Regions from separate parts of the Mus musculus genome. Here regions 2, 3, 4, 5 and 6 are each linked to region 1. Evidence: chromatin loops called from intact Hi-C (ENCODE). Cell type or tissue: left cerebral cortex. All regions are shown on one strand. Region 1 holds the start of Zcchc9 (zinc finger, CCHC domain containing 9). Region 2 overlaps Msh3 (mutS homolog 3). Region 3 overlaps Msh3 (mutS homolog 3). Region 4 overlaps Rasgrf2 (RAS protein-specific guanine nucleotide-releasing factor 2). Region 5 holds the start of Ssbp2 (single-stranded DNA binding protein 2). Region 6 holds the start of Ckmt2 (creatine kinase, mitochondrial 2).

What was found. A loop is a pair of places that touch in the nucleus more often than their neighbours do. Peaks named below come from ENCODE experiments on the same cell type or tissue, not always from the same donor. Only the 100,000 strongest peaks of a DNase experiment are listed, where the experiment ranks them.
Region 2: it touches region 1 in a loop (4-fold over the local background); 12 of 42 quality-filtered maps call a loop at or near these places.
Region 3: it touches region 1 in a loop (20-fold over the local background); 11 of 42 quality-filtered maps call a loop at or near these places.
Region 4: a loop joins it to region 1, with 2.3 times the contacts of the local background. A loop is called at or near these places in 7 of 42 quality-filtered maps.
Region 5: a loop joins it to region 1, with 4 times the contacts of the local background. A loop is called at or near these places in 6 of 42 quality-filtered maps.
Region 6: it touches region 1 in a loop (2.2-fold over the local background); 8 of 42 quality-filtered maps call a loop at or near these places.

The regions. Positions count from the first base shown.
Region 1 is chr13:91,806,977-91,811,976 of GRCm38, reverse strand. Zcchc9 (zinc finger, CCHC domain containing 9) reads left to right here and starts at 4,281. Exons shown (of 6, transcript NM_145453.2): 1 at 4,281-4,367. In left cerebral cortex, CTCF peaks have their summits at 2,319 (motif pointing left) and 4,735; DNase peaks (open chromatin) are centred at 2,224, 3,496, 4,298 and 4,669; H3K4me3 peaks cover 1,652 bases; H3K27ac peaks cover 1,930 bases.
Region 2 is chr13:92,344,099-92,349,098 of GRCm38, reverse strand. It overlaps Msh3 (mutS homolog 3), which reads left to right. Exons shown (of 24, transcript NM_010829.2): 5 at 1,654-1,770; 6 at 2,249-2,366; 7 at 3,998-4,143. Among named protein-coding and RNA genes, the nearest start is that of Dhfr, 8.2 kb to the left of the region's middle. In left cerebral cortex, no CTCF peak of the experiment used is centred here; a DNase peak (open chromatin) is centred at 2,150.
Region 3 is chr13:92,337,213-92,342,212 of GRCm38, reverse strand. The region is part of intron 8 of Msh3 (mutS homolog 3); the gene reads left to right. Among named protein-coding and RNA genes, the nearest start is that of Dhfr, 15 kb to the left of the region's middle. In left cerebral cortex, a CTCF peak has its summit at 4,227 (motif pointing right); DNase peaks (open chromatin) are centred at 4,447 and 4,925; H3K27ac peaks cover 543 bases.
Region 4 is chr13:91,880,084-91,885,083 of GRCm38, reverse strand. It overlaps Rasgrf2 (RAS protein-specific guanine nucleotide-releasing factor 2), which reads left to right. Exons shown (of 28, transcript NM_009027.4): 28 at 560-4,677. The coding sequence ends at 652. Among named protein-coding and RNA genes, the nearest start is that of Ckmt2, 5.7 kb to the right of the region's middle. In left cerebral cortex, a CTCF peak has its summit at 2,800; a DNase peak (open chromatin) is centred at 2,804.
Region 5 is chr13:91,460,422-91,465,421 of GRCm38, reverse strand. It overlaps Ssbp2 (single-stranded DNA binding protein 2), which reads right to left and starts at 4,325. Exons shown (of 17, transcript NM_024272.4): 1 at 4,174-4,325. The coding sequence starts at 4,235. In left cerebral cortex, a CTCF peak has its summit at 2,148; DNase peaks (open chromatin) are centred at 2,945, 3,204, 4,361, 4,593 and 1 more place; H3K4me3 peaks cover 2,871 bases; H3K27ac peaks cover 1,207 bases.
Region 6 is chr13:91,872,736-91,877,735 of GRCm38, reverse strand. Ckmt2 (creatine kinase, mitochondrial 2) reads left to right here and starts at 851. Exons shown (of 10, transcript NM_198415.3): 1 at 851-914. In left cerebral cortex, no CTCF peak of the experiment used is centred here; DNase peaks (open chromatin) are centred at 174 and 3,007; H3K27ac peaks cover 1,786 bases.

The DNA.
Region 1 (5,000 bases):
CTACGTCTATGAGGCAAAACTAGTGAAGAATGATTGTGGGATCAGAATGGGCTACGTAATTCGGGGAGTTTCTTCCCGTATCTTGTAGTCATTACTGTTTTAACCATATTATCCAACTAATTTAAAGCACTCTGATTTACAATCCATTCATTTACCAAACATGAAAACACCTCCCTTTTTGTATTTATCCATCTTCATATTCATTCCATAAAAATGTAATGCCAGCTATATAACAATCATGGGTAAAACCAAAGCCTAAATAGTTAAAATAAGACACAGAGGATCCATTCCATTTTGGGTCCATTCTGTCTTTATGAATTAGTTCTGCATGCTCACTATCTAGCCAGCTAGACAGATGATTATTACATATTAATATTAAAGTGTCTGGTATTACCTTTTCCCTACAATGATATTTAAAGACAGCATTTGAATTATAGTGTGAATGCTAAGCATAACGCGTGTGTATGAGAATGCCACGATGAAACCCATTCATTGATATGCTAACTGAAGATTAATTTAAAAGGGAGATGAAGGAAGAAATTGTTAAGTAATATAAGCTGCTGGCTTACAGGAAACACAAGAAACTGTGAAGTGATAGAACCTAGTGGGGAAACCCCCACTCAATTCCCAATCCGGCGTGCACCCAAAGAATCATGAATAGACCACCCTGATGTAATTACTTGAGGTCGTTTAATGACGGAGCTCCGGACCGACATGCATCCCACACAGGAGATAACGGATGTCGGCCACGAGGCTCGAAAGCTAAGGGTTTTTATGGGGTAAGGGGCTTAGGGGTGTGAAGTTCAGCATAGCGACACACTATTGGCTTATTCAAACATCAGCAGAAAAATTACATGTACGTGCAGGGTGTCAGAGTTCTGTGAGTTGTTGACTCAGTTCAGATAGCCCTGTTATGTCTTCACATTCCCCTTTATCTTATGGTCAAGATGTTCCCAGGAATGTTTTAACTACGGGGCATACCCAGGTTTGTTTTTCTTTTTTCTCAGCCCCAGGCAGCCTCTAGGCTCACAAACAACCAGCAATTTCTGAGTACTTTATATGACTTACAGGTCTTGAAATTTCATCTTTCTTTCAGAAGCAGCAACAAGCTCAACCCCCCTTGTAGTAAATGAACAGACACTGCATACAGCTATAGGTCATGCTCACCTTCGGCTGCCTGGCAACAGCTCGAGTTTGTAAATGTGCTCTTCAGGTGAGGATGAGAATCTAGCTGCTCTCGTGCATTGCCTCTGAGTGAATACCTCGGTACAAGCTTGAACAGATGACTAGGTGGTATCTACCAAAATGTGAATGCATAGTTTTCTCTGTGGTTTTGGATCAAATGTTGGGAGAGGTGGTCGTTGTGAACTGAGCAAGTGCTCCACAACTGAGATACACTTTGAACCCTTGGTATTTTCAGACAATAGAACAGGACTGGGGAGATGGCTCAATGGCCAAACCACTTGCCATGCTAGCTGAATTTCAATCCCCAGAACATAAAGATTTAAACAGAGACTGAGCATCTCACGATCCATTTACAACATTTTTTCCAAACTGCCGAAATCACCTTCAGCATTTACTTAGCTCCTTGAGCATAGATGCAATGTTACTTAAAGACCTTGCCTGATGATTATATGATGATTAATCGTGGTTTTTTTTTTTTTTTAAAGAATTGAAAGATGGCGAGGAGACTAATAAAGCACACTTGGAATTGTATCTCTGAGGGCATGAATATGAATATAAAAAATGAAGCATGTCTCTTGATAATGAAACCCTTAGCTCCTCACTTAACATCTTTCTTACATTTTGTCATGAAATGATATATTTATATCAATAAGTAAAAGAGACATAGAATAAAAGTATAATCTCTTGAATTATAAGCAATATACACCCTAAGTCTTACATTGGCATGGATAACTCAATAAAGCATATTTTAAGTGATTACAAGCAGACAATGCTCTGCAGTATTTCAAAACAGAAGAGTACATAAATACAGACTGAGTTCTTGGTTCAAAGTTTCATTTTGTTTCTTACTGCCTGTGTGACCTTGAGTGACTTTAGCTCTCTGGGCTTATTTCCTCGTTGTTCAATGGAAAAAGCAATAGCTACCTCCCAGGATAGTGGGTAGATGTACTCAGTAAATAGTAGCTACTACTAGTAGGAATACTAACGCTTCCTCATGAATCCTGAGGACTTAGTATATGATTTGTTTACTCAACTACTAATCATCAAAACAGAAGTGTTCCCTCACTTCCAAAAATCAGATCTTCAAGGAAATTTAGCATTAAAAGGACACCATTTTTGTTGAATGCGCCATCTAGTGGTATATATTATATTCAAGGCTAGGCATCAACAGAAAATAAAATTTCACACTTAGTTAAAATGTTAGTATTGGAGACAGCTGGCTGAGGTCACTAAGCTATAAGAGGCATTATCACACACCTTTCTTTTTGTTTTGTTTTGTTTTGTTTTTAGAGGCAGGGTTTCTCTGTATAACTCTGCTTGTCCTGGAACTCGATTTGTAGACCAGGCTGGCCTCAATCTCAGAGATCTGCCTGCCTCTGCTTTGGGAGTGCTGGGATTAAAGGCGTCCACCACCACACCCGGCCCATCACCCTTTTTTTTTTGGGGGGGGGGGGTTCGAGACTGGGTTTCTCTGTATAGCCCTGGCTGTCCTGGAACTCACTTTGTAGACCAGACTGGCCTCGAACTCAGAAATCCACCTGCCTCCCAAGTGCTGGGATTAAAGGCGTGCGCCACCACGCCCGGCTCCCATCACCCATCTTTTAAGCAGTTCATTTCCCAACAGCTAGAGGATTGTTTGTTTTTGTTTTGTTTTGTATTTTTAAACTTTCTGGGATATTTGTGGCATTTACTATACCAAATCACAATATTTTTCTGACACTGATTTTCCATTTAAGGAAAACTGGGCCCATTTTAACTCTTTATCCAGCTAACGGATGTAGTAAGGAATGGGGATCAATTATGTGAGAGGCAATCAGGATACAGTAAAACTTATTATACAATCCTCTGTGAAAAGAATCAAAAAGCATGGCCTGGGAGAGGATGTTTCAGAGGCTTAGATAAGAATAAAATCTTGGAAGACTTGAAACAGAACATAATTAAAGAAACCAGAGTATTATGTAAGCAGAACAGCGTATGTAAATCCTGGTGCTAAACAAAAAGAAGATGGGAGAAGGCCCCTTCGTACAGAGCTTAAATAGGACAGAGATTGTAACAAATGCTCTTCCAGAGTTTGAATATCATCTCAACATTGAGAAAAGATGGAAGGGGTTTAGTCTGGAAGACACCAATTGGATCTGGCGCTCTGACTTATATTTTCAAAAGTTCACTTGTGTAAAACATCTGGGCAAAAACGTCTGCCCAGATGAGCTGCAAAAATTCGGGCCAACACAGTGAAAGCTGAGACAAGGAACGAACGGGACAGTCAGTAGAGACAAAAGGCGAGAAGAGGCAGTGGATCAAATATTTAAGAGGCAAAATAAACAGAGCCTGATGGAGGACTAAATGTGTACGTCCATGCCGTTTCTCACTGAACAAACCTGGGGGAGGCTTCCCGAGCGAGGGAGGGCGGGGGAGCACTAATAGGACGGAGGACTAGAATTTTATTGAAAAATGAACTCCGGCCACCAACTGTGAATTAACGCCAGGCAGGGCAATCATGAAGTACCACTCAGAAGCAATAGGTGCTCCGAAGGTCTCTTCAGACTTGCATCTCAGCGACTCTCTTGGTGCGCTGACACTGCGGAGCCTCGGCTCTCTCTCTCTCTCTTTCTCTCTCTCTCTCTCTCTTTCTCTCTCTCTCTCTCTCTCTCTCTCTCTCTCTCTCTCTCTCTCTCTCTCTCTCTCTCTCTCTCCCTCTCTCTCTCTCCCTCTCTCTCTCCCCCCCCTCTCTCTGTCTGTCTCTGTCTGTCTCTGTCTCTGTCTATCTCTCTCTCTCTCTCTCTCTCTCTCTCTCTCTCTCTCTCACTATTTCGCTACTATTTCAAATTCATTGAAATATATTGTCCAATTCAAAGGACCGTGTAAGGAAGACCTTCCTCCCAAGAGTCCTTCCGTCATCTAGACTGCACATTCTGGGACCGCACAGACTGGGCGCTCATTATCTTTGTGTCCGGGGACTCCAGTGCAGCGCCCTTACAAACAAACACTACACGACCCACAAACTGGCACAAGCCAGCCACCTTCCCCAGTTTAAGACCCACAAACACCTCACGCTTCCCTTGCTTGGCCTGCCGGAAGTGACGCGTGGAGACGGTGCACTTCCGGTCTCTATGGCCGCGATCTCATCCGGGGCCGGGCTTCTCTGGTTCGTTGTCTCAGCTGCTCTGGAGGATTCAGACCCGGTAAGGAGCTACGCGGGTACCACCGGTTAAGGCGTGGGCGCCTCTGTGCTACCTTGGCCGACTGGGGCCGGACTCCTGCGGGAGATCGCGAGGGCAGAGCCCGGGAGCTAGCTTGTCGGATCGCCGGCTCCGTTGCTGGGAGCGGGCCCCGCAGGCCTGCTAGGGTGCCCGCGGGTCGCAGTGCTGGGGCGGGCATGGAGAAGCGATGCCGCGCGTGCGGGGGCACCAGGGCTGTCCGGCTGTCCCGTGTCACCCTCCAGACACCCAGAGTCTCACATTCCGGGTGTGCGGGAGGAGGATCCGCCCTCTTGGTGACGGGGGACCGGTGCACTGTAAAGTGGCATACAGCGTCACTCACCGGCCCTGAAAGCATGTTGCAGACTCCTGGTGCCAAGGCTTTAAGTTGCCTGGCACACTGGATGCTGCCCTGAAAGTGGCAACTCGGTAGTTGAAATAATCCTTTGATTGTGTCTGGTGTATTCATTCATTAAAGAAGAAAAAGAAACTGTTCTCAGAATTGCTAGGTAGTATGCAAAGTAAAATACTCAATTTTATGTTGGAGCCAAATAATTCGTCTTAAAATACACTCCTTTTAAAACTGCTTACATCTGCATTCTAAATGAAAATCTCTAA
Region 2 (5,000 bases), 540 kb before region 1:
CGATGCTCCCTGCATTGGCTTTGAACTTCTGATCCTGCTCAGCCTCGACACCCCCAAGTTCTGAGATTAAAGGTGTTCACGACTAGGTCTGCTTACAAGTTGTGTTTCCAAGCACTAACTGATACTTTTCTTATGTAGCCATAGACTCTTTTAATAGATCTTATTTTCTGTCTTAAAATATTTTATTTATGTAACCTGTGTGTATATGTGTGCTGTGTGTCTGTGTGTGTGTGTGTGTGTGTGTGTTTGCTGGCTCACTGTATGTCAACTTGACACAGCTGAAATCTTCAGAGAGGAGGGCGCCTCAATTGAGAAAGTGCCTCCATAAGATCAGTCTGTATCAAGCTTATAGGGCATTTTATTAATTAATTTAATTATGAAATTTTTAGCTGGGCAGTACTCAGGAGGCAGAGGCAGGCAAATCTTTGAGTTTGAAGCCAGCCTGGTCTACAGAGTGAGTTCCAGGTAGCTAGGGCTACACAGAGAAACCCTATCTTAAATGCCACCTCCCCAATTTTTTGTAATTAATTTTGTAATTAATGGAGGAGGGCCTAGCTCAGGTGGTCCTGGGTGTAGAAGAAAGCAGGCTGAGAAAGCCACAATGAGCAAGCCAGTGAACAGCATGCCTCAGTGCAGTCTTCCTTGCTACCAGGTTCCTGCTTTGTATGAGTTTCTCTTACACGCGTTCTCGCGACCGGCCAGGAAGAACGCAGCAAACCGGAATCTTCTGTGGCAAAAGCTTTATTGCTTACATCTTCAGGAGCCAGAGAGCAAGAGAGCAAGAGAGAGCAAGAAAGCAAGAAAAAGAACAAGAACAAGAAAGCAAGAGCAAGAAAAAGAATGGCAAAACCCCGTCCCTTTTAAGGAGAATTATCCTCCGCCTAGGACGTATTACTCCCTGATTGGCTGCAGCCCATCGGCCCAGTTGTCATCACGAGAAAGGCAGAACACATGGCGGGAAAACTGCCCCTGCACGTGTGCAGATTATGTTTACTACTTAGAACACAGCTGTCAGCGCCATCTTATAATGGCGAATGTGAGGGCGGTTCCTCACAAGTTTCTGCCTTGACTTTCTTCAGTGATGGACTATGATATGGAAGTAAAGGGCAAATTAGCTCTTTCCTCCACAGCTTTCTTTGGTCAATAGTGTTTCATCATAGTCGTGTGACCCCTAACTGAGACAAGATGCTCTGTAGCATCGGAAAGGCGTGTTTCCTCTGTATAAATGGACACACCACCTAAGAAGCCCTGTAGTGGCTTCTACTTGTCAGGTATTTAGCTGGTCAATTTACATAACAATGTCTTGTTCCATTATACTCTCAGGCTCTTACTAGAGGGAAGACTGAACATTTTAAGGCTTTGGAAACATTTGTGTATTATGAGGATATTGAAGAAGAACAGTTGTGTTTTTGGGATTTAGATATACAGATGTTGGCTCTGAAGTCACCCTGTTGGAGGTGCCCAAAGTAGATGAAACCATATGTGTTATACAGGGGATATCTTTTAAACATTTTATGATGATTATGTATTTAGAGAAATAAATGTCAGAGCCTACATGTATGCGACATGATGAACTGTTTAAAAAATGAACAAACCTTGGACAGGAAGCCTTGAATAGACATTATTGACATGCCTTGTATCTACACTTTTTAGATTGCTGCCCGGGAACTCAATATTTATTGCCACTTAGACCACAACTTTATGACTGCAAGCATACCTACCCACAGACTGTTCGTGCATGTCCGCCGACTTGTGGCCAAAGGGTACAAGGTTAGCTTTGGCTTTGATTTGTGGGAACGGAATTGGGATTCTCTTCTAGAGAGTGAAATCATGTCTTATGAAGTGGTATTAGCCTTAGATCTTGGGATTATGGGAAATTAATATGCATTATAGTTATTAGCATTGTGTCTGTATTTCTTTCTTTCTTTTTCTTTTTTTTTTTCTGAACCAGAGTCTAAGTTGTAAAGCCCAGGATGGGCTTGAACTCATACTCACTCACAGTCCTCCAAGCGCTGGGCACATAGGCGTGCTCTACCGTGCCAGCCCTGGAGTGTCCGCCACTGCAGTGTGTTTCTTCCTTTATCTACTTGCCAGTTGCTTGGGGTTCTTTCTGCTCTACATCTGGACATGGAGGATGTTTCCTTATTTTCATTGCTTCAGAAAGAACATTTTAACAGTTTGAAACTTTGTTAAAAAAAAACAGTGGTTCACTGGATTTGGCAGTAAGTGTGTCTTATTTTTGTTGAAGGTGGGAGTTGTGAAGCAAACTGAAACTGCCGCATTAAAGGCCATCGGAGACAATAAAAGTTCTGTCTTCTCCCGGAAATTGACCGCTCTTTATACGAAATCCACACTTATTGGTGAAGATATCCTTTTAGGATAGAAGCTTCCTCTTTCTTGTTGTAGGGGGGGATTTGCTTTAAAATGACAAATTTAACTGAACAGTTTTTCCTTTTCTCTAATGACAGTGTGCTTGCTGAGTTGTTCAGGCACTCCTCTGTGGTGGGTGTGTCACCGAGGAGAGGGCGGGTATGTGTCCATTGTCACAGTGAGAGCAGAGTACATTGTACTTTAATAGCAAGAAAAAGAAATGAGAGCAATCAACCATCCCCTTGTGGGGGCGTGTTAGGTGTCCAGGGCTTTGCTGGCTCCGCAGAAGCTTGCTAACATGAGACCTGAAAGGAACTTCCTGACTTCATGTGAAAACAACTCCAGAGGCGAAATTAAGACACAATTAAATGTGAGATTGTCTTCATTAATTGACGTCATAAACAAATTATTGAAATGGGTAGTTGGTTGAAATTTTCTCTTGCAGGCTTCAGTGTGTACAATCATTATACCAAAGTTTATCATTGCTCATAAATTCTTTTTGTTAGTTGAAGCAAAGTAACTTCAAAAGCATAATAATAAGATTCTTAGTTTTTTGTTCTGAGATACAGTCTCACTGTGTATTACAGGCTGGTCTTGAATTTCTTCTTAAGCCTTTCTGGTTGGGATTATCCTTGTCTGGGCAACATACTGGACCCATTATTTTATGAAGTGAAATATTTATTTAGAAGATAAGAACAAGGTGCAATTAAAAAGATTTACTAGATAGTAAGTCAAGTCTCTCTTTTTTTAATTTTTTCTTTTATTAAAAATAGATTTCAAATCCACATCTTTTCTGTTTCTTTTAGAAAGGAAACAGGCATCTAATAAATTATAATAAAATCAACTACAAATGATAAAGCAAAGACAAAAAAATTAGAATAGGACAAAACTAAACAACAAAAACTCCCAGAGAAGAAGCAACAGAAACACATACAGACGCAGAGGCGCACACCAATAGCTCACACAGGAATCCCACAAAAACCCAGCTGGAAGCTTTATTGCTTATATACTCAAAAGACTGTAAAATTAAGATAAACAAATTGCTACTTCCAAAGATGTGGTTGCGTTTGTCTTGTTGGCCGTCTGCTGCTGGGCATGGGGCATGCTACCCTTACGAGTGGTTGGCTTCCCCAGTGGGACTGCATGGAGAAAACAGGATGATTTTGTCCAGCATAAGCTTTTACCCTTGAGAATTTTGGTTAATGGGATTCATTTTTTACGTGTCTGAGCATGCACACTCCTATATGTAAATGTATGCCTCTGTTTAATATGTTAAAATTCTCTTGATGTTTCTAGAGTCCTAGGCACTTTAGAGACGGGCATTTATGTATGCTCTTTGAGTGTGTGTCCTTTGCTTTGTGTAGCATTGCTGGGTTGTTAAGGAGTCAAGTGCCACGGTCGACCCAGCAAAATGGGTTCATTTTTGGGCTCCCACATGGTTGCAGGTGCACCTCTAGCCCCTTTGGAATTGAGAAGATAATAGTTACCTGTCCTTGTACCTGTTATAGTTCAGCGAAGAGACGCCATGCAACTGTGACTGTCCTTGGAAGAATGCTGCGTGAGGAAATAACCCTTTATCACTTAGTGGGCATGAAGCAGCATGGGATTTTTCTTTAATCATTACTACATGTGAATCCTCTCATCAGGCTGGATGATTCTGTAAATATCGATGAGGTAATGACAGATACATCTACCAACTATCTTCTGTGTATCTACGAAGAAAAGGAGAACATTAAAGACAAAAAGAAGGGGAACCTTTCCGTTGGTATCGTGGTAAGTCCTTGGAAGGTGAGAGTGAGTGGTGGGTGTTCGTGGTACCTCGTGTGCCAACGTTGTCGTGAGCGGTACGTCATGAGGATTTGGAAGTGCTCCCAGGGACCTTACTAGGAAAGCATTTCCCTCACAACAGTACCCATCAAGTAATTAGTTGCGGTTTTCTTTTCTGGTTACTTGGCCCTCTGTGCTGGTGGGTGGTTCAGATTGTTCAGACTATGTGCCATTGAAAATGGTGGCAGTGATGGGCGTTCAGGGGGACAGGGACCTGATAGCACGACAAAATGCTTTACCCAGCATGCGCATGGCTAGCAAAGGGCTCCAGAGATGTCCTCTAACGTGTGGTCTAATGGGAGCGGTTACGTGGCTAATTAGATTCTGAGGGATGGAGAGTTAAGGGAGACAATTAAGTGGCCGGTGCAGGACAGCAAACTAAAGTAATACAGAGATATGTCCACCCCGTCTTCCGGTCAGTGTGATTTAGGAGCTGTAGCAGTACTAATTTTGCATTCTGCCCACTCTTGAGCAGATTTATCCACTTACAGGTCTAAGACTGTGCCCCTCAGGAGTATTAGACTCCCTTATAACCACTCTTTGTGCTTTGTCAATATCTACAGTCAGTGACCAGCGTTAACAAACATTCCTAAAGCATCAGGGTCTTCCGTGTACCGTTTAATACATTATTCATACCACACAACTGTGCTAACCTGACATTTGCTTAGCCAGTAAGCTCTTCTCTCGGGGAGTTAGCAAGACTGTGAGAGTGGGGGAGGCTGAAATGAATGTTTCCCCCATGAGATATACTTTCTATTTAATTGTAGACAGTTGGCCCCATCTACAAACAGTAAGGCCATTTG
Region 3 (5,000 bases), 530 kb before region 1:
TCCCAAACCAATGCTTATTCTTACAGAAATTACTTATGGTAATTATATCCTAATGACAGAGTGTTTTTGTTTTGTTTTCCCCGAGTCAGAGCTTCTCTGTGTAGTCCTGGCTGTCCTGGAATTTGCTTTGTAGACCAGGCTGGCCTTGGACTCACAGAGATTCATCTGCTTTTCCTCCCAAGTGCTGAGATTAAAGGTGAGCACCACTACCCTGGCTCCAATAATAGAGTTTTTAAAAGGAAAAAACTGTATAGGACTATAAATGACAGTCATTCTAAAGGGATTTATCATATTACTTAATTATATTGTTTAAAGATTTATGAATATATTCTACAGGTAATCTAGAACTTATTTCTTTAAATGTCTGTATAATTTCTGTGCTGCGAGTTTCTCTTCAGCATGGGAGGGACCGAGGAGTTTTATTTACTAGGCCTTATATCACAGCACTTATTTTGAAGCAAGTAGAGGAGAAGATGCATGTGTGAGACTGGACACGCCTTGCTGGATTCTCAATGCATGCCGTGTTAGCTCTACAGGCAGGTGCCTCTGTGGAAGAGTGAGAGAAGGGCAGGGAGCATGGGTAGGCCTGTGTGCCATCTACATGAAGGAAGGGATGACAAGCCACTGACTAAATCAAACTGATTTAAAGTCAGGCCTTGATTTTACAGTTTGTTTTTCTGATGATAGCACTAATATGCACTTACTTAGAAGAATTAAGAATTACAAAAAGAAAGATAAAATAAATCCAGTTCCACAAATACAGAAGTAACTGCACTTTGGTGTTTTATTTCTTTATAAGTATTACTTTTTTATTTGTAAACTTAGGTTCATGTAGCAAATATAGCTTTGTACCTGTATTTAGCTTAACAATTCCCTGTTTTCTCATGGGAAATTTCAGACACATGAATGTAGACATTTCAGAAGAGACTAAGGGAGCATTAGTGTAGTGAGACACCACCAGTCCATCCGCCAGTGCCTACCTGCCCCAGGCCGGAGCCAGTCCCGGTCAGCCACACCCTTCTTTCCCTGGGGTGCTTATCTTGAAGCAAATTTTAGTGACTACTGCTTGTCTCCTTTTGTCTGCTAATATTTCAGTAAACACTTCAAAAACATGATGTGTCTGACATTTGTTGTAGAGTGGACCGCGATGTGTCTGCTGCTTTCGGTTGTGTTTACAGTTTTGTTGCTCAGGTGGTGCGGTAGCATCTGCAGACGCGTTTGTGTGCATTCTGAATTCCTTCCCGAATTTCTGAGTCAGAAGTTAGAAACATTTATACAAATTGTGGTTGCTTGCTAAATTGATAGATAATACTGGTCCAGGGGCTTCATGAACTCTTTGGAACATTTACAGGGATTATCTGAATAATCTTTATTATTTCTATTATAGGTTGAAAACTGTAAGAAAATTGAAAACCCCTTTTTTGTTCTTGATTCTCTTCTGTGTTCAACATTGACCAGTTAAAAGTCTAACAGTTCATTTATGAGGGGTGCTGATGCTGGAGAGCTTAAAGTTGAATAAATTCTTAGACTTTTAAAAGAAATTCCTAAGTGTAAGAACATTTACTGTGTTTCATGCCTTTAATATTGTTTATTTTCCTTCATAACCAAGTGTATATTTAATTAATTTAGATTAATCTAGAATTTGGTCATTTTAATCATTGTGTTAGATTTCTGTTTTCTAATTATTTTTATAAAAATTAATAAAAGTTAAAGTAAACAAGAAGAAAGCCAAACCCTGTCTGTGCAGAAGCAGACAGTGACACGATGCGATTTGTTTGGCAAGGAACTTTGCCTGATGGCATCCTCGTGCTCACGTCAGATGAGGGTCAGAAGCCTGGGTTTGGCATGCTGGAGATGCTGGCTGACTGGGACTCAGGAATCTAACGACTTCAGGCCATCTTAGTGTATTTCTCTAGCTAGCATTCCTGGTTTATAATTCTGCTCACGCTTACTGACCAAGTAAGCCTCCATTCCTGGTCAATTTTCTTTCTGTACCTTTTGCTCATGAAGAGTGGAGAATTAAGCCTATGTCTCTATGAGAACCTGTACCTAATTTATGTCTATAGAGAACAAGGTGGTAGATTTTCAGACGTCACAAGGTCGTAGGTTGGATGGAAATCTGTCTCTTTGCCTTAGTGACTTTGAGTAATCAATTAGACTATCTTGTCTTCCTGTGTCCTTGTTGTATAAAATACAGGAAGTAAGAGTGCTCACTATAAAGATGAGTTGTAAAGATAATATGCATAAAGTTTCTAGGATAGGGCCTGGCCAAGAAAACTCACTACTCAGGGAAAATAATTGTCTTAGTTCCTCTTCTGTTGCATGATAAAGTACCTTGTTCAAGGTACTTTATAGAAAGAAGGATTTACGTGGGCTTATGGTTCCAGAGGGTTAGAGTCCTTGATGGCAAGAGCAGGAGGCTGAGGGCTCACACTTGAAACACAAAGCACAAAACAGTGAACTGGAATCAAGGCCTTGAAATGTCAGAACCTGCTCCCATGACACACCTTCCCAAACAGCCACCAACTGGGGACCAAGTGTTCCAGTGCTGGAGACTGAGGCCTCTCATTTACACCACCACAAACATGTAGCCATTTCCCCTTTACTATTGCGGCTCCCTGCTTACTGGTTTTTTGGGTGGCAGGATGCGGTTCAGGATACATGTATATATTGTTTTCTTTTTAAATTTAAGTTGTCATGTGGCCCAGGCTGGCCTCCAGCTCCCTGTGTATCTGAGGGGTGCCCGATCTTCCTGCCTCCTCTTCCTGGATGCTGGGGTTACAGCTGCACCACACCCGCCTCCCTTAGTCTCTCCTGGAACATCTATTAGAGTACATTGTGCCTTCTTTTTCTTCTCTTTGCACATTTCTTTTAGGATGTAGTTTCTCGACTACTGTTAGGTTTCTTTTGTTAGTTTTGATCCTTGATATTTATTTATTTTTCAAGAAATAATCTTACAACTCCTTTAAAACATTTAACAATTATATTTTAATTCAAGGTGGAAGGGGGTCAGTGGGTCAAATGATCGATCGCTGTGCAAGTGTGCAGATCTGAGTTCAGCTTGTGAGCACCCACGCGGGAAGCTGTGTGTGACAGTGAATCCCATCATCCTAGTGTGGGGCAGGAGGTGGGAGCTCGCAGGGCTCCTCAGAGGACCCTGCTGTTGGTGCTGACCCTTGATTCTTGTGTGTGCACACTTGGGAGCACCCTAGCCCTAGAGACGGGTGAGCTGGAGACTTGCCAAGGACCTTGCAAGAAAAGTAAACACATTTTTTTTTTTTTCCCCCAGACAGGGTTTCTCTGTGTAGCCCTGGCTGTCCTGGAACTCACTTTGTAGACCAGGCTGGCTTTGAACTCAGAGATCCGCCTGCCTCTGCCTCCCAAGTGCTGGGATTAAAGGCGTGCGCCACCACGCCTGGCAAGTAAACACATTTTAAGTAACATATTTGATTCGCTATTTCTACTTGTTGTTTTTAGTGAAGTATTTGGACCAATTAAGTCCCTGTGCTTTTGGTAACATCCTATTATTTTTATAATTTGAAAGATCTTTTCTCATCTTGAGAGCACTTTGTAGTTTTACCTATGTTTTATTTTTACCAAAATCTTTTTAAAATTTTATTTGTAGTACTCAATTATTATTATTATTATTTTTTTTTATGGTTTTTCAAGACAGGGTTTCTCTGTATAGCCCTGGCTGTCCTGGGACTCACTTTGTAGACCAGGCTGGCCTGGAACTCAGAAATCCACCTGCCTCTGCCTCCCAAGTGTGTAGTGCTCAATTTTAAATTTACATTTTCTTTATTTCATCGTATGAGGTGAGTTCCTTAATTTTTCTTATTAGAGACAGTTGCTCCACTTTAAAACCCACAGAGCTCAGGAAGAATAGTTTGCCAGACTTCTGTTCTCAGTTGGCTTACAGGCAGCAGTGTAACGTTCAATTTTCAGATAAGAAAGTTTTATTGTGAGTTTAGTGGTGTCTGGTGTCAGTGCTGACATGTAGTTTCTTATCTCTCAGACCTAGAGTCACACTGTAACCCCGTCTTTTTCTGCACTAGATGAGAAGGTGAAAGCTCCAGTTTTTGTCAGGTACTGGTGGGTATTTTACTGGTAACAAAGATATTACATATTATTACTATGTGAGAAGATGCAAAAGTTGCCTGGAATTATAGCAGATTTAATATAGTTTAAAAAACAGTTTTTAAAAATTTAACTTTTTATTCCTAACTTTAACCACAAGAGGTCTCCAAAGGATTTTATATTTTGTGTTAAGATTTTTCTTTTTTAAGAATATGAAATCCTTCCCATTTATTTCTCAAGCTAGTTGCATTCATTTTGTATAGTGTGTCATTTTTAGAGTAAAACAAATAGACAAAGATGATCGTCAGCGGAATCAGACACTCCTGAATAGTGGCAGACTGTTTCTCACGTGTCTGTCAGAGGGGATCAGGCATCCTATTCCATTATCCCATTGGTTGTCAAATTGTATAGAGAGAAAAAAATAGCAGCAGTTTTGAGATTGCTTTAGTTTAGAGAGTTTTATGTTTATAGTCAAAAGAAAAGGAACGAAAACCATTACTTAAACTAATAATAACCGTTACTAATAGTATTTACTAGCTCTCCCATTGAGTCCTGAGCCGAGCATGGTGACTGTCTGAGTTCACAGAGATGGACGTACCCTGGTCACAGCAGGCTGTGGAGGAGGTGGGTTGCATAGGGACATTTGCAGGACGGAAGACTTGACTGGATGAAAGAGAGGAGAAAGGTGCATAGTGTGTAAAATGAAACGATTCAGACTCGGGCACACGGCGAGACTCTTGATCAGAGGAAATGCTCATCTTGGCAAGTGAGGAAAACTCATAGGGCTTTAACCAAGCAATGCAGGGAAGGAGATATATTCATGGGGGAGAGTCAGAAGAAGAGGTGGGTGAGCTTACTGCCAGGAGAGACACTAGAGCTTGGGGAAAGTCAGTAGTTGAAAGTAGGAAGAAAGAGAGGTAAGG
Region 4 (5,000 bases), 73 kb before region 1:
ACAAAAAGATATGTTTTCATAGAACTCCCTCACATCCTTACATCTTCATTTCCAGTGCCCTTTCATTTCCTTATTTCTGGTATCTGTCCCATGCACACATGAACAGCATGAAGCAAGCCGACACGGTTTCACCCTGACTGTGTTGTTGTAAAATGCAACTCTGTATGTATCAGTATGCCATTATGACAGCTGCTGCTAGGCTGCACTCTCAAAGCTGTAAGCCACGAGAGCCCCACGTGCCTGTGTTATAAAGAAAGCCAAACCCAATGTTTACCACTGCAAGTTTAAAATTAATACTGTAAGTACTAATTATGTGTAATGCATATAAACACACAGTAACACATTTGAGATCACATGTGCTCTTAAGGACACTGACTGGGACCAGAGGTTAGGAAAGGACTACTTTTATAATAATATGTTCATTAATTTTTGTTTTGCATAAGTGTCTCAGGGAAAATGTTGAGTTATGTCAGATGAATTCAAAAAATGTATAGTTGATCTTCTGGGAGGAGTGTCAGCTAAGGTCTCTGTCTCTCTCTTTCCCCTTTTTTTTTTTCAGGTCATACAATACCTGCTTGACAAAGCCCTTGTCATAGACGAAGATTCACTCTATGAGCTGTCACTCAAAATTGAACCTCGACTCCCTGCTTGAAGATTTGGCCTTGTTCCTGAGGCCATTGGAATTCTGTGGAAAGCGGGTCACACATGGCGGTGGGGGTTGGGGTGGGGGGACCCAGAGGGACAACACCTGCCTCCTTTCACCACCAAAGATGGAACTGAACTGTAAATCTGTCTCCAGCAACAGTGAAACCCAGCTCCATGGACCAAAGACAGATACCCCAGGCTGGGGTGGGAAGGTGTAAACTTTGAAGCTTAGGGAAGCTGATGGCACAATTTGTATATGGAATGTAATATAGAGATGCTGGTAACAATTGTAATGAAGTGGAATGAAGGTAAACCTCCTCGTGTTCTGTTAGAACTCAAGGACAAGGTACCACAGAGAACACCTGCAATGTTTCTTTGTCACTCTGCTAGCCTGGGCTCACCTCTACCAGTCCTCTTAATCGCTTCTGTTACAGTTCCTTTATGCCAAGCATCATGGCCAGCCTGAAGCTTTCTTTCTCAGCCCAGCACAGAAGCAGTTTCAGTACGCAGCATGGGTGTGGTTCTCAGTGTGTTCTCCTTGCCTGGGAGGAGTGATGTACTCTAAAAACAGCTGTTTTTAGCCTTTGGGCAATGGGACAGGCCATGAAAGATTAAAAACCAAGTGTATCTGTGGGTAGCACTTCCTTAACTATAAGTATCCAGTGTCCCACAGACTTGAGTGGGGGCTTCATCGAGACATTGGTGGCCCCAAGAAGCCAAGTGTGGAGGTTTCAGTAAAGTGCATGCCCATGTAATATACTGTGAAGAGAAATGACTTTAACCAAGGGGAAATGTAGGCCTAAGAGTCACCTTCGCTGGCCTCACTTGTTTCCTTTCCCCCAATGTACTCCAGAAACATTTTCTGATGTGCAAACCTGTTTGGGCTCATTATGAGCATTGAGCATTGGCTGTACTTTAAAGCGAGCATTCTGTGGGGATTTTCTTTGGTGAGGCTTTTCTTGCATGTGCTGTTGGTAAACAGCCTTTTCTCCTGTCTCAGCCATCTTTGTTTAAAATGGGTTTGAGATCATTTTGCGTAAGAATACTGTAAGTGCAGGGGTAATGGCTCCGAGCACACCACAGCTCTTACAGCAGAAAACCAAATCTGGGGCGGGGGAGCAGGGGGTGTGTGCCTTTCACCCAAGCCTGGAAAAGTGGGCTCAGCCTCCTCACAATGGTCTGTTGTTAAAGGGACGAGGCTCTCCTTGATCACCGCCCTCTCCTAGCCTCAAGGAGACACTGCTTTAAAAGAAGGCAGCAATGGCAGCGGGGGTTACTTTTACCTGAGCCTAGTAGACCTGGCATTTTCTCTTACAAGCATGATACTTATTGATGCTGACCATGAAGACTGACCTGCCTGGTCATTTCCCCTCTTCCCTTGCACTTTAATTATGTGGTAGAGCTAACAACGAGCTAGTGCTTTCTACTTGCTGGCTTCAGAGCTACCATTGGTAATGTACCATAGAACTAGGGAAGGTACATTTCCTGCACAGTAGTGGTCATCCTTGTATATAACTGCATAGAGAAATATAAACTGAGAGAAAAATATTTATATTATATGAATTCCACTCCAGACGTCTTTTCGCTGGTTCGTATTAGCCAACAGTGTAGTACTAAGTCCCACAGGGGCACTTATGGATGCTTTTTCCCATTTTGTTTATTTATTTCCCGAGTTGCTTGTTTGTTCTCTTCGGTTTCAAATAAGAGATTGCTGCATCGTGATGCATGATGAAAACATAGGATGCTGGATCCTAGCTGTGCATACCTTGTGACTTGTTTCTTGGTGTTCACAGGCCAAACAAGATCTTACAGAAAAGGAGTAAAGGTTATTAGCATTCTTGTGAGGACCACAGCATACCAATTTCACGAAAAAATACCACTAGGGAAGGAGTACCCACATTGACTCCAACCCCACCCTGCCTCCACTCCACCCTGTCCCTGTCCTTCAGAGGATGACTCTGTGTGCACTTTGCTTGGGAGTTTGGGATCCTATTTCTCCAATGTTGTGTTCCAGAGGCCAATACAGCCATTCTTGGGGGGGGGGGGACAAACAAACAAACAGATAAACGTAATTTCTCATGCTCCTCCCCTGTTGAAATGCAGCTTTTCTATGGAGCTTGTTCCCAGAATGTTGGAAACGCCCCCAGTGGTCATCTGTGGGTACTGCCAATGCTTTACTCGGAATTTCTTACAGCTTGTTAGAGCTAAAGAGAACCAGATCATGTGTGGATTATCCAAGGCAGGAATGCACATTTAGAAACAAAACACCTCAACTTGGTCACATTTAAAATTCACCAGAGCAGTTTGTGGTTTTTCTTGTGATTGTTGGAAGTGTCTGTCCTTTGAAGCTTTCTATGTCCTTGTGGATACGATGCATGCATGTATCGTATGTCTGTGCTGTGTATTGTGTGTAATGCATGTCTGTCTGCCAGCACCCTCCGTTAGCAGATGCATTTGTTAGAGCACTTGGGAGACCAGCTTCTAAATATGAAGTAGCGAACACGTGTACTGAAAAACTAACAGGAAATCAACCTGTTTTCATGCTTTCAAATGAACACATCATCTTGCTAGTCAGTGGCATGGCTATGAGGACCTCGGGGTGCCTAAGATATCTCTACTCTTGCTACAGAAACAAATCTCTTACTGAAGCCCTCCATCACATGTCTCAGGCTTGAAGCACAATGCTGTCAGTTTTCTTTAGCAATTTAACAGAGGAATTTAAAGAGGAGATTGTTAAACTACTGTGGAAATAATAGAGTGTCCCTAACACAAAGTCTCCTTTGCTGTTTGTGCATCTCAAAGGACTACATATAAACATGAAAATCATGGATGCCGGGTCATCTGGAAGAGAAACCTCCACTGTGAGCTGTTTAATGTGACAAAGGGCTGTCCCCTTTCTTTCATGTTAGGTGAGGCAAAACCGTGGGTCAGCAGACATCATATCTTACCTAAAGAGTAATGCAATTCAGTGGCCATTCCGAAATCTGTCAGTTTTCACATTCAAAAAAAAAAGATAAAAAAGGTTTTATTTAGCTTTTCTTTTCAACTTTAATGTCATCCCCCTACAAAAATATCTCTTGTTTTAAATATGTTTCTTTGAAATTTAAACCGCAAGGGTTATCATTCTTACAATGGTCGGGAAACAGCATAAAAGATAATGTACTATATGGTTTTTAGCCAGGCTACTGTCCACAGAAGGAAGAGATCCATGAACGGAATTCATTTTCATTTCTGTGAGAAATAAGATTGTAAGTCTAGTGATGTTTTTACATGCACCACTACATGATTCCTGGAAATAAGGCTCTAGTTGGTGGAAAGTAATGGGTGTCCTTTCAGAGGCCACTGGTATCTTAAAGCAGGACAGAACAAAAATAGAGAGGGACCTTTTGTTGTGGGTGCAGACACATAGATGAGTGACCTAGCAGGGTTTCCATTTCCACTGATGCTCCATTTCGGGGCATGGCATTAAGATGACCATTGACTGTCCTTGATCTGGTCTGCTCAAGGCAAACACTCACCCTACTTCACAGTGTTGAACCGCTGTCTCTACACATTTTAGTTTGAACCAGAAAGTTGGCGGTGAAGCAGCACTGGGCCAGACATGAGTCTCAGCCCAGCTCTGCACTGCCCACCGAAAAGCATAGGCCAGTGTTTACACCTCCAAGTCTCACTTTTCTCATCTGCAAAATGGGATTAATCATAATTCCCGTGCTGTCTACCTCACTGGACTGTCCTGATGACCGAAGGGGTCAGAATGTAAACTTTAAAGTGCTGTACAGTTGTGAGGTAACTGCCATTCTCAGCAGCTCTCTTTTGCAGAGGAAGTAAATGTACTTATTATTTGTATGTATGTGTGTGCTTTTGTGTGCTAACACATGTGATAGTCAGTGAAACACATTGTGTGTATCTGGCTACTTTGCACATCTGCTGTCATTTGTAACTCTAAGGAGAGATTTGTGTTGTGGCCGAGCACTTGCCAAGTGAGGCATAGGTTATGCCAACATGCAAATTAAACTTCGCCTTTCTTCCGTACTCAAAAGCCTCATGATTTCTTCATTTCTGCCCTTTCCCACTGTGGACAATGCCCTTCACGTCAATCAGCTCCCATATGTATACATTCTTTTACTTCTACAGTTCAAGTACAAAGAACACCTAGAAGAACCCACTTTTCAGACTAAATTACTAAGCAGAGAATTGGAAGGTAGGGTCCTCCAAAAACACATAAAGGATCTGCTTCTCCCAGTCAGTTTCTGGCTCTCAAATCTGTTCAAGTCGCATCCCCAGCCGATGTCTGACTGCTGCTTCAAGCCACAGAGAACCCAGCCTGCCCAGGCAGCTCATGTCGTGTAACGATA
Region 5 (5,000 bases), 350 kb after region 1:
TACCTTTCCGTGCCCCATGTTACAGTTTAATTTCTATGTTCAATAACTCCTTGATAAAAGTTACTGTTTACCATGTGTCTCTCATGCCCATCTTCAATTCCTAGCAAATTCTTCTTCAGTATCCTAACAGAATGTTAACAAATGAGAAGCTGAGGCTGTAGCTCGGTTGGTACTGAGCCTGCCCAGCACCACATAAAAATGGGTGTGGTGATACACGCCCATAATTCCAGCACTGAGCTAGAGGCAGGCAGGAGGGTGAAAGTTGAAGGGCATCCTTGCTTCATTGGGAGTTTCAGGCTTGTCTGGGCCACACGAGACCCAGATAAATAAATAAATAAATGTATCAGTATGTATTGGCTTATCACTAGTTCTTTAGTGGTGTGGCTTAAACATATTTCATAAACTGCTCACAACTATTATACTTAATTTGAAATTGTCAGTGATCAAACAAAATGGAAAGTCTCAAGAGACAAGGATTCTTCTTTATTTTAGGATTCTAACTTCCATCTCTAAATATTTTCTCTGCCTTCTTCCACACCACATACATACTTGCAACCTGCCAACATGGAAAGTTATAAGCCCAAGGATGCAGCTTGGTCAAGATTACACAGCTGACAAAATCCTGATGCTGTTATATCTGATTATGTAATACTGTTTCCTAAATCGGTGACACTCTATCCTAGATAGAGAAGGTAACCTGGTCATTGAAACTGTATCTTTCAGTTTCAATGACAAGTGCAAAAGCTGGAGAAACCTTGGTTGAAAGCACAGCTCTCCTACTTTCTAGCATCTTATCCCTGGGTAGTTACTTAATCAGACAGGGAATCTGTCTTGTTACATAAAGGGAGAAGGAAAAAAGCCACCTATCAGAATTATTGGGAGAACAAGAAGAAATATGAATAAAGAGAAAATAAACATGATGAACCTCTCCACACAGAGTTGGCATACACTGTGGCAAACACAACAGTTCTTCTCTGGATTCCTGTTCAGGATTTTTTTTTTTTTTTAAATAAAACCATGCTAAAGAATATAGAACTCAACCTTGAATGTCCTTACAATGAGAACTTTTCACACTGCAAAGATTCCTTTGAGTCTGGCATATCCATCACCAAGAAACTGCAACTTCCAGTATTAGAAGACAGGGTTCTTAATGTAAAAGAAACAAAAACAAAAAAACAAAAACAAAAAACCACCTTAAGAGAGAAATAAAAAGTATTGTTCCCTACTCAAAAGAAACACTGATTATCGTGGTCAGTGCTATAAGGGAAGTACTAAAGCCAGTGGCAATAATCTATCAGGATCAGAATTAAAATTTCTATGCGAACAGCCCACCTTCCTCCAGGGTTGTTCAATCACTCTCCCTAATTAAACCTTTTGCAAACCTCTGAGTAGGCTTAACCTGTTTATTTTGTAAAACAACAAAACACACAATTAACCTGACCCTAGCCAATTTTTATGTTCAGAATTACAAAACAAAATTTTATAAATTATACAAGCCATGGATTAATTTCAAATACTTTATATAGTAACTTCTTATTGCAAGACAAAGCAAAGACTTAAATTCAGGTAAGTGACTGCCAGCTTTCCCTTTGTGAAGCTGTGTGAGAAAACACACTCTTGATTATAAAGCTAGTATGTTCACTCCGTCTTTGCCATTACTCACAACTCATTCTGCAAAACTGTTTTATAAAGATATACTCATACTTATTACTAAAATATAAACTAATTGTGACTTTTAAGACTGGAACGGTCTTAAGTTGCTTACTAGAGAATTATTTATCTTGGCTAACTCTTCAAATCTGCTTCCTTCAAAATTAAAAACAAAAATCCGTCCCCATACGTTTAATGGCAACTTTAAGTTTCCCATCTTCTGCAATCAATATACTGATATCAGTAAACAGAAACAACAGTGATCACATCAACTCTCCCATGACATTGATTCTATAAAAATAGGGTGTTCTTCAATGTTTGTCTTAGATCTGCTAGAAATTAACGCAGAAACAATAAACTCAGACAGCCACTGTCAACTCAAGTGGCTTCTTCACCTGTCTAGTCCACAAGGCAAAACGAGTTAAGAACTCGACTGCCAATTGTAGTAAATGGAAGAAAGATATTTAAATCAAACAGCACCATCTAGCCGAGCCCTCGTCGCTTTGCTCCTAAGAATGATGTTCCTTGGTGTTCAGTTTGGCAGATGAGAGTAAAGTGGCAATTACTTGTTTTTGTGACAGAATCAGAATTAGAGCTGGAAAGGACCAAAACATACCAAATCTAACTCCCTTGTCGTCTCTGCACTGAAAATCAATTTTATTTTTGTTTTTTTAAAGTCATGAGACCAAGGAATCGACTAGGCTGAATATCAGCTATTCATGGGAGTCCAGCTAAAACCCAAATTAATACCAAATTCAGTCAACCCCCAACAAGATTCTGTTTTCAATGAATCACATACAATTCCTTTCACTCCTCAAACTGTGAAATTCGGGTATTTTATAAACATTAAAGCATCCTCCTCCAGATGTTTTTATCAGATATATTACAGCCAAATGATTAATAAGCACACAGTAATATTTTAGAACTCCAAGTCCAGTAACTACAGTTTCTTAACCAGGCAATAAACACTGTATGTTTTTTATATTCCTTGTCACAGCAAGATCTTTAAAATACCAGGGGTGAAGGAATCAAAAACATCTCTCCATTAATGTTGTTGTTGTTGTTGTTGTTGTTGTGTTTTGTTTTCCTACATCAGGGCCTGCCACCTCTAAACCCTATGGGAATTGTGTGTGTATTGCTGCCAACACAAAGATTAGAACATGTTCCCCTCCCTGGGGCACAACAAACTTTCAAGGGTATGACTAACTGCCTAAGCAAGGGGGGTAAACTCCGTAGCCTACACATTTGGATTTTTTTATTTACCAAGCTGTTTTTGTATGCAAGAGACCCAGAGTACCTCTGAGAAGGACTTGCTCTCCCCCAGCCTGAGTCCCCTCAGCAAGACAGTATGTTCAATGACAAGGATAAGCTTGACGCCCCCCCCCCGCCCCCAGCAGACCCAGTACAGGGAATCAGTCTGAACATCTGCACATAGGAAAAAGGGGGGGGGGGAGGGTTCTTCCTCGGTGTCAGAGTCACTATTCGCTCTCATTTTAGTAACAACCAAATCGCCGTTACAAGTACACAAGAATAGCAGCCAACTAGCCTGCTCCGCAGCGTGCCGCGACCGTGGCACCTCGGCTCCCCAACGTCCTCCGGGTTCCCACCGAAGTTACCACCTGTATCCCCCACGACCCAGCGGAGCGGCTTGTGCCCAGCATCTCTGCCGCAGCCCCCACGCCGACCCGCGTCGGGTCCACACCGCGGGCAGCCCTCCTCGCGGCGCCGCCACGGCCCACGGGACCTGCCCTCCGCGCCCGCGGCCACCAACCCCCGGGGACACCGCAAGTCTCAAAAAGTTCTGGGGCCGCCGCCGAGCCGGTGTGCGGCGGGAGGCAGGAGCGCCAAGCTCTCGCGACCGACCCCGCGCGGGCCAGCACACACTCTCCCTCCGGGAACTCGGCGCTCCCACTCCCAAACTTCCCCCGCCGCCCCGGACCCGCCCGCCAGCCAGCTCGGCCTGCGCCGGGAGAACCCGCGGACCCGCGTCTCTGCGCCCGCCCGCCCGCCCGGCCCACGCCCGCACTTGCCCTCCGCGCCCCGCGGGGCCCCGCTTCCGCCCGCCCGGCCCGCCGTCCTCTCCCCTCTCCACGCTCGCGGGCCCCCGCCGCGGCCCCGCCGGACCCCGGCCGCCCCGCAGCCCGCGCCCCCCAGGCCCGCCGCGCGCCGCGGCCCGGCCGTCCTGGACCACAGCTCCAAAGTTACTTTGCGAGGAGGTGAAGCCGCGGGTGGTTCCCCTCAACCACCCAAACAAGTTTCCATCCCCGCCGCCGCCGTCCCCCCGCCACGCGCGTCCCTCCCGCCGCCCGCTGCCCGCGGCCACCCACCCGGGGGGCTCCCCCGTGGAGGCAGGCGGCCGCTCCCCGGAGCCGCGCGCCCCCGCCCCGCGCCTCCCCCTGCAGCCCACCCCCGGCTCCCCCGCGGCGGGGCGGCCGTGTGGCTGCGGTTCCCGGAGAGTGCGAGTGCGTGCGCGAGTGTGCGCGCGTGCGAAGGCGGAGGTGGCTGCGGCGCGGAGACACTCACTTCTCCCGGGCCTGGCTGTCGGACGGGACGGCGCTGCTGTTACTCTTGCCTTTGCCGTACATGCTTGTGCCGAGAGCAGCTCCCACTGTCACGCACCTGTCAACCCATCACAGCCTCCCCGGGAACAGCCCCGTCCCCATGGCGACCCACGCAGCCACCCCCACCATTGGCCGCCCCACGCCAGAGCTCCGCCCTCCTCGCCCTGGCAACGCGCGAGACTGACAGGCCTCCCCTCCCTCCGGCCTGCCGGAGCGCGCGGCGGCGGCTCGGCCTAAGCGGCAGTCTCCTCCCTCCCTCCCTCCCTCTCCCGCTCCCTCCCTCCCTCCCTCCTTCCCTCTCCGCCGCGCTCCCCCTCCCGCTCTCCTTCCCCCCTCCCCCTCCGAACCCGGGCGCTAGGGGGGAATTAGAAACTGCTCTAGAAGGATTTTAAACAACTGGCTGTTCCCTCCGCCGCCGCCCCGCCCCCCGCGCCGCCCGCGCCCGGCTCCTCACTGGAGAGAAGGCGCGGGGAGGAGGGGAAAGTGCGGCCTGGAGTGCCTGGCAGCGACTGCGGAACGGGAGTCGCGGCGGCCCCAGACTTCGGGGCGCCCGGCGAGTCCACAGGCGGACCCGCGGACCCGGCGCCGGGGTCCCGCCAACCTCCTCTCCCGCTCCTCTCCGGCCAGGCACCCCGGGTCCGTACCCGCGGTTGATCTCATCCCTCCTGTCTGGGGTGTCGCCCCAATCCCGTTCCCGGAGGGCCAGCAGGCCGGGGACGCCCGCTCTGAACCCTCGACCTTCTGGCTCAAGGACTGAGCGAACCTCTGTCTCTCCCTGGGAGGCACCGT
Region 6 (5,000 bases), 66 kb before region 1:
TAGGGACCACGATTCTTGTCCCCTATCCCTCTATCCAACAACTCTCTGGGTCTGGCTGTACGCTAAGAAGGGAGAGAGAGGTTTGAGCTAGTGACGCTGATATGGCTGCGGAAGCTGAGTACGTGATGGCCAGGAGAAGCAGAGGCAAGCTCCTTTGAAATGGCAGGGCTGCTGTCCAGAACCCGGGTGGTTTGTTGCTATTCATAGGAACCTTTACTTAGCAGATGCCCTAGGAAGCTATTTTTAGCAGGGATACGGTCTGCTAGGCTGTGCGGTGGTCATATAAACTGGTGTGAATAGAAGGTGAGAGAATCTAGTCTCTGTTTCAGATATCCTGATCTTGAACGTGATAGTGACGATCATTGATTGTCCCTGAACCCAAGTCCCAGACAACAAGTTGTAAGGAGGCCTTCCTGTTTGCTTCTAACAGCTGGAAATAGATCACCTGAGACTTCCTCTTAGCCTTTATTCTCCAGGGCCAGCCTTTCCCCTCCGAGAGAAGTGTTTTCCTAGCAGGTAGTTTCCTTTGCTGACCCTTGTACCCTAAGCTAGGACTGGCCCCAACCAGGTGAGCTGCAGGGAGGAACTCCCTCTCAGAGTAACAACTGTCTGCAGACCAGACTGGCAAGCCAAGTCAAAGGTCTGCCCGTTCAGGGAGAGGCAAATGTTTCATAGAAATGGCAGGTTCTAGAAAGGACACCTGGCCCAATAGCAGAAGAGTCAGAGGCTGGCCTTCAAGGACACAGCTGGGGGAGTCTGTGGGGTGGAGGTCTCATGAGGGATTGGTTGAAAAGGACTCCAGTCCCGCCCAGCAAAGTAGCCTTTTCTAAGCTGAGCCCCACAGGCTCCTGTTACACTTCTTGGCTGTGTGCACGCAGCAGGATCTGGATACGACAGACTCCTCCAGCTTCAAGGTCAGTCAGATGCTCCAAATGCATGGTCTTTCTAAAGGACAGTACTAGAACCAACCATGGTGAGCCTTAGCACATGGGACCCACAACCATGTAGGCAACGCTTAATAAGAAACGGTGGGCCAGATAGAAATGGGAACGTGATGTGGCAAGAGGGTTGCCCTTGCCTGGAATCACGTTTTTCCCTGGGCATGAGCACTGGCAGCTCAACCAGCGAACCCAGAACCTTAGCTCACAGTGCCTCTGTTTCATAGTAAATTAAGAAATTCTGTGGAGCTGGGCAGTGGTGGAGCTCGCCTTTAGTCCAGCACTTGGGATGCAGAGGCAGGCAGATTTCTGAGTTCAAGGCCAGCCTGGTCTACAGAGAGAGTTCCAGGACAGCCAGGGCTACACAGAGAAACCCTGTCTCGGAAAGAAAAGAAAAGAAAAGAAAATTCTGTGGAAAAAAAATCTAAATGTGGGATTTTGACCCAAAACGTGGGGTAAGTGATAAGTTTAGATGTTACATTTCATTCTCTAATAATTTGCAGAGACCAATCCACTCGTGTCTGGTAGTGTTTTTCCTCAGTTGCATCAAAAGAGATGCCTAATGACTTGGCATGAATTAGCTAGAAAATTTATGTTGATTTGAGGCTCTCCAAAAGAGCAAAATTGGTTACTAGTGGCCTGGATTCCTCTTAACTGGCTAATGCTACTGCCAGAGATTCAGTCCTGAAAGAGTTAATATACTGAAAGTGAACTACGTAAAGCTCCATCTTTAGAAGGAAAATGAAAAATAAGCTTCATATGGCTTACTTAGTTGCTTGGCTCTTGGAGGATTGTCATTGTCACCCTGCCCTTGTATGTGAAGTCCATGCCTTTGGAAGCTCTGCTTTGAATGTATGAAAAGTGACACTAGCCCAACAAACCAAAGCACCCTTTACCCTCACTGCTGTCCTCTGAACCTTCCAAAAGCACAGCCAGGTTCTATGACCAGCACAGTGCTAGCTGGGCAGTCAGGACAACGTGCTGTTAGATTAACTGTAGACTTCCCAGGAGGCTGCTCTCCCAGTGGACATCTGTCACTTCCTCTCCCATCTGTGTCCTTCTATTCTGTCCTTTCGTGGAGAAAATGACATCAGGGGTGGCAGGAAGACCAGACATTGTTGGCTGCTGAGGCCTTGCCTGCTGCTCACACTGAGAGGCACCTTTTTCAAAGCCCCTATCTATGCATGGAGCCAGTCATGTCTGTGGGCTAAGCTATGCACAGCTTCCTGGTAAAATCACAGTGTCAGAGCATGGACAGGGGACCAGGGAAGCCTCTCTTTAAAAAAAAAAAAAAAGTAGCAGAGGCAAAGCCAGGAAGCAGGGGTTGGGATTTGGAATAAGGAGGTATGGTGGGGTCAGAGGTAGAATGGGGCTGAGTCTGGGGTTGACTCAGTCCAACCCCAGAGGCCCTGAGTTCTCATCTCTGCCATAGAGCAGAGGAAAATCTACTAGTCTTCCTTGAGGTCACATGTGGAATCAGTGTCTGGCATTCTGGGAGCTCTTGTCTGTTGAGCCAGGTCTCCCACACAGAGCCAGTCCTGAAGGTTACTGTTGGAGGTCATATGAACCCCTGCATCATCAGAGAGGATGACATCCCACTCTGTTACAGCTGTTCAGAGGACAGGGTGGCCCTTAGTTTCCTATTCTCTTGGAAATGTTTTCTCTTGAAAGATAATTCTGAAAGGATCCCATGCCATCCCAAATGAACCCTATGTCTTTGGCTTATGACTTCCTACTTGCTGAGTCAGACAGAGAAGGTCAGGGGTGCCCATTAAGGTTGATCCTGCATCCTGTCACATGAGGTAATTGGACCCGTGTGCCATCTTACAACTAGGAAGCCACAGCCATTTCTGCTTGCCTACAAGACTAGCATCATGAATTTGCTCAGAAATCCTCCGGTGCTGGAAAGCAGCAGGTACGCCTTCCGTTTGGGGTGACTTTTGGCAGCTGACATTGGTGCCCCACGACTTCCGCCTTTCATCTGTCTTCTAGCCTGGTGAAGCTCAGGCAGAAGGATGGAGCAGAAATAACTCTGATTCAGCAGAAAGGCACACACCGTCCCATCTCCAGGGCACCCAGAGGGCACAGAAGCTTCAGGAGTGGGTTAGTTCATGTTGTTACAGAGCCAGAGAGAAAATCAGGAATCTGGAATCCAATCCACCAACTGGGACAGAAAAAAGAAAAAAAAATCACAGCTCCTTAGCACTCTGCCTAAACTGCTCGCTGTAGCTTTCTTTCTTTGCTGCAGAGAAGAAATGCAGGCATGAACGTGAGCCCACTACCTTGGGCTTAGTCAGGCTATGTTCTTATACATTGCCCCCCACATAAATATTTCCTGGCTTAGAGTTCCAAAATTCTACACAATTTTATCCAGATGCTGTAAAAAAGCATGTTTTTCAAACCAAGAGTAAAAAAGCTGTTCCACATTAAGGAAAGAGATGCTCAGCCTCTCCTAGTAAGAGCTATAGACAATACCTCGCTCTCCCATCCTCCCTCTTATATCTAGCCCTATATGGAGGGAGAGAAGATGGGAAGAGAGAGAAATGAAGTCCTTGCAGCCTCTAACAAAGGCAAGGCCAGTGTAGTGTCCTTAGCGGGGCTTGGCAGGCACACCGAGTGCCTAATGTCAGAGTGGAGTGTGCACAGAAATGTCTGGAATCCCAGGCACTTCTGTAGAAGCCTGAAGGGAAGAGAACACGCTTCAAATGTTCTGGGAGTCAGGGAGGAGTCACGTGATCCAAGGTGACAATCCTGTGTCTTGGCATGGTTGTGGTAAAAGTGTTTCTGGGCTCTTGGAGTGACATGGGGCACACCTAAGTCCTGAACTTATGAGAGCAGTGCTCTTCTGACTGCTGGCCAAGGCTGGACTGTAGGTGAGGTGCTGGGGTCACATGAACCTGGGTCATGTGACAAATGGTAACAAATCTGGCTTTAGGCTGTGGCACTTGGAGCTAGAAACGGCCACTAGACTTCCATTCAGCCAAATAAAGCTTGCGTGGCAGGATTCTTGCAAAGTCTAATGATGCTTGTCAAACCCTTTGCAACACTGGGCTGGAGTAGGAGTTCAATTAAGAAAGAAAGGAGGAAGTTTGGCAATTAAATGAAAGACTTAAGATGATTTTTGAAAAATCTGAAAAAAATAGGCTTTCAAAGGAGGCATCCAAGGCTGGCTAGATAAATATTTGGGATCATTGAGGTGGTAGACTTGGGGAGGAAGTAAAGATCAACCCTAAGATGTTAGGGAAATGTCCCCATTTATTTAGTGCCTACTGCAGCCTGCTCCTTCCTTTTTGCCACACTATCACAGAAAGGAGGCAGCTGAGCTTCCCTGGGCAACATCGGTGGCTTAGTTTGGGCAGCCGAGTCAAGACATGCATCGGGCAGGATCGTTCTTGCAGATGGGCAAATAGATGCCTGGATATTTCCACACAAATGATTTTATGCCTATCATTCTCCTTCTATATCATAACTGTACTTGTGCTTAAGTGATGCTTTTCAGGTTCCACTAGGAGGAAAACGAATGACTTGACTCCTCCAAATATATAGCTGTGGACTAACCCTTTAGTGCTTCACGAATAATCTTCTATAGTGTTCTTGATGCTCACACAAAGCAAATATATATGCTTGTATGTGTGTGTTTGTATGTGTGTGTATGTGTGTGTGTGTTGTATTGCTGTTACAAAACCATAATTATGTGCACTCATTCCTATGAGATTCTTTTTTCTTTGATATCTAGGAATGAATCATAGACCATGTGTCTAGCAAAGTGGAGGCAACAGCTGCAGTATCTCCCATATTCTAAGCACACAGCATACTATGACCTTTCCCCCTATGGGCTGTTTGTACCTGGCTCCTTTGCCACTACAGAGTTGCCCTGAGATCCTTCTACCTCTGTCTTCGTCCTGGGGCTTCATCTCTCCTCCCAAGCACAATGCTGGACAATAGGCCCGGATGCTTTTATGTTGCTGGTTCCTTCTTGTTTCCTCTTCCAGGTTCCCACAGCACTTCTCAGAGCTATCTAGGTGATTCTAAATCCAGCCCACCATGCACCAAGGTCCCTCA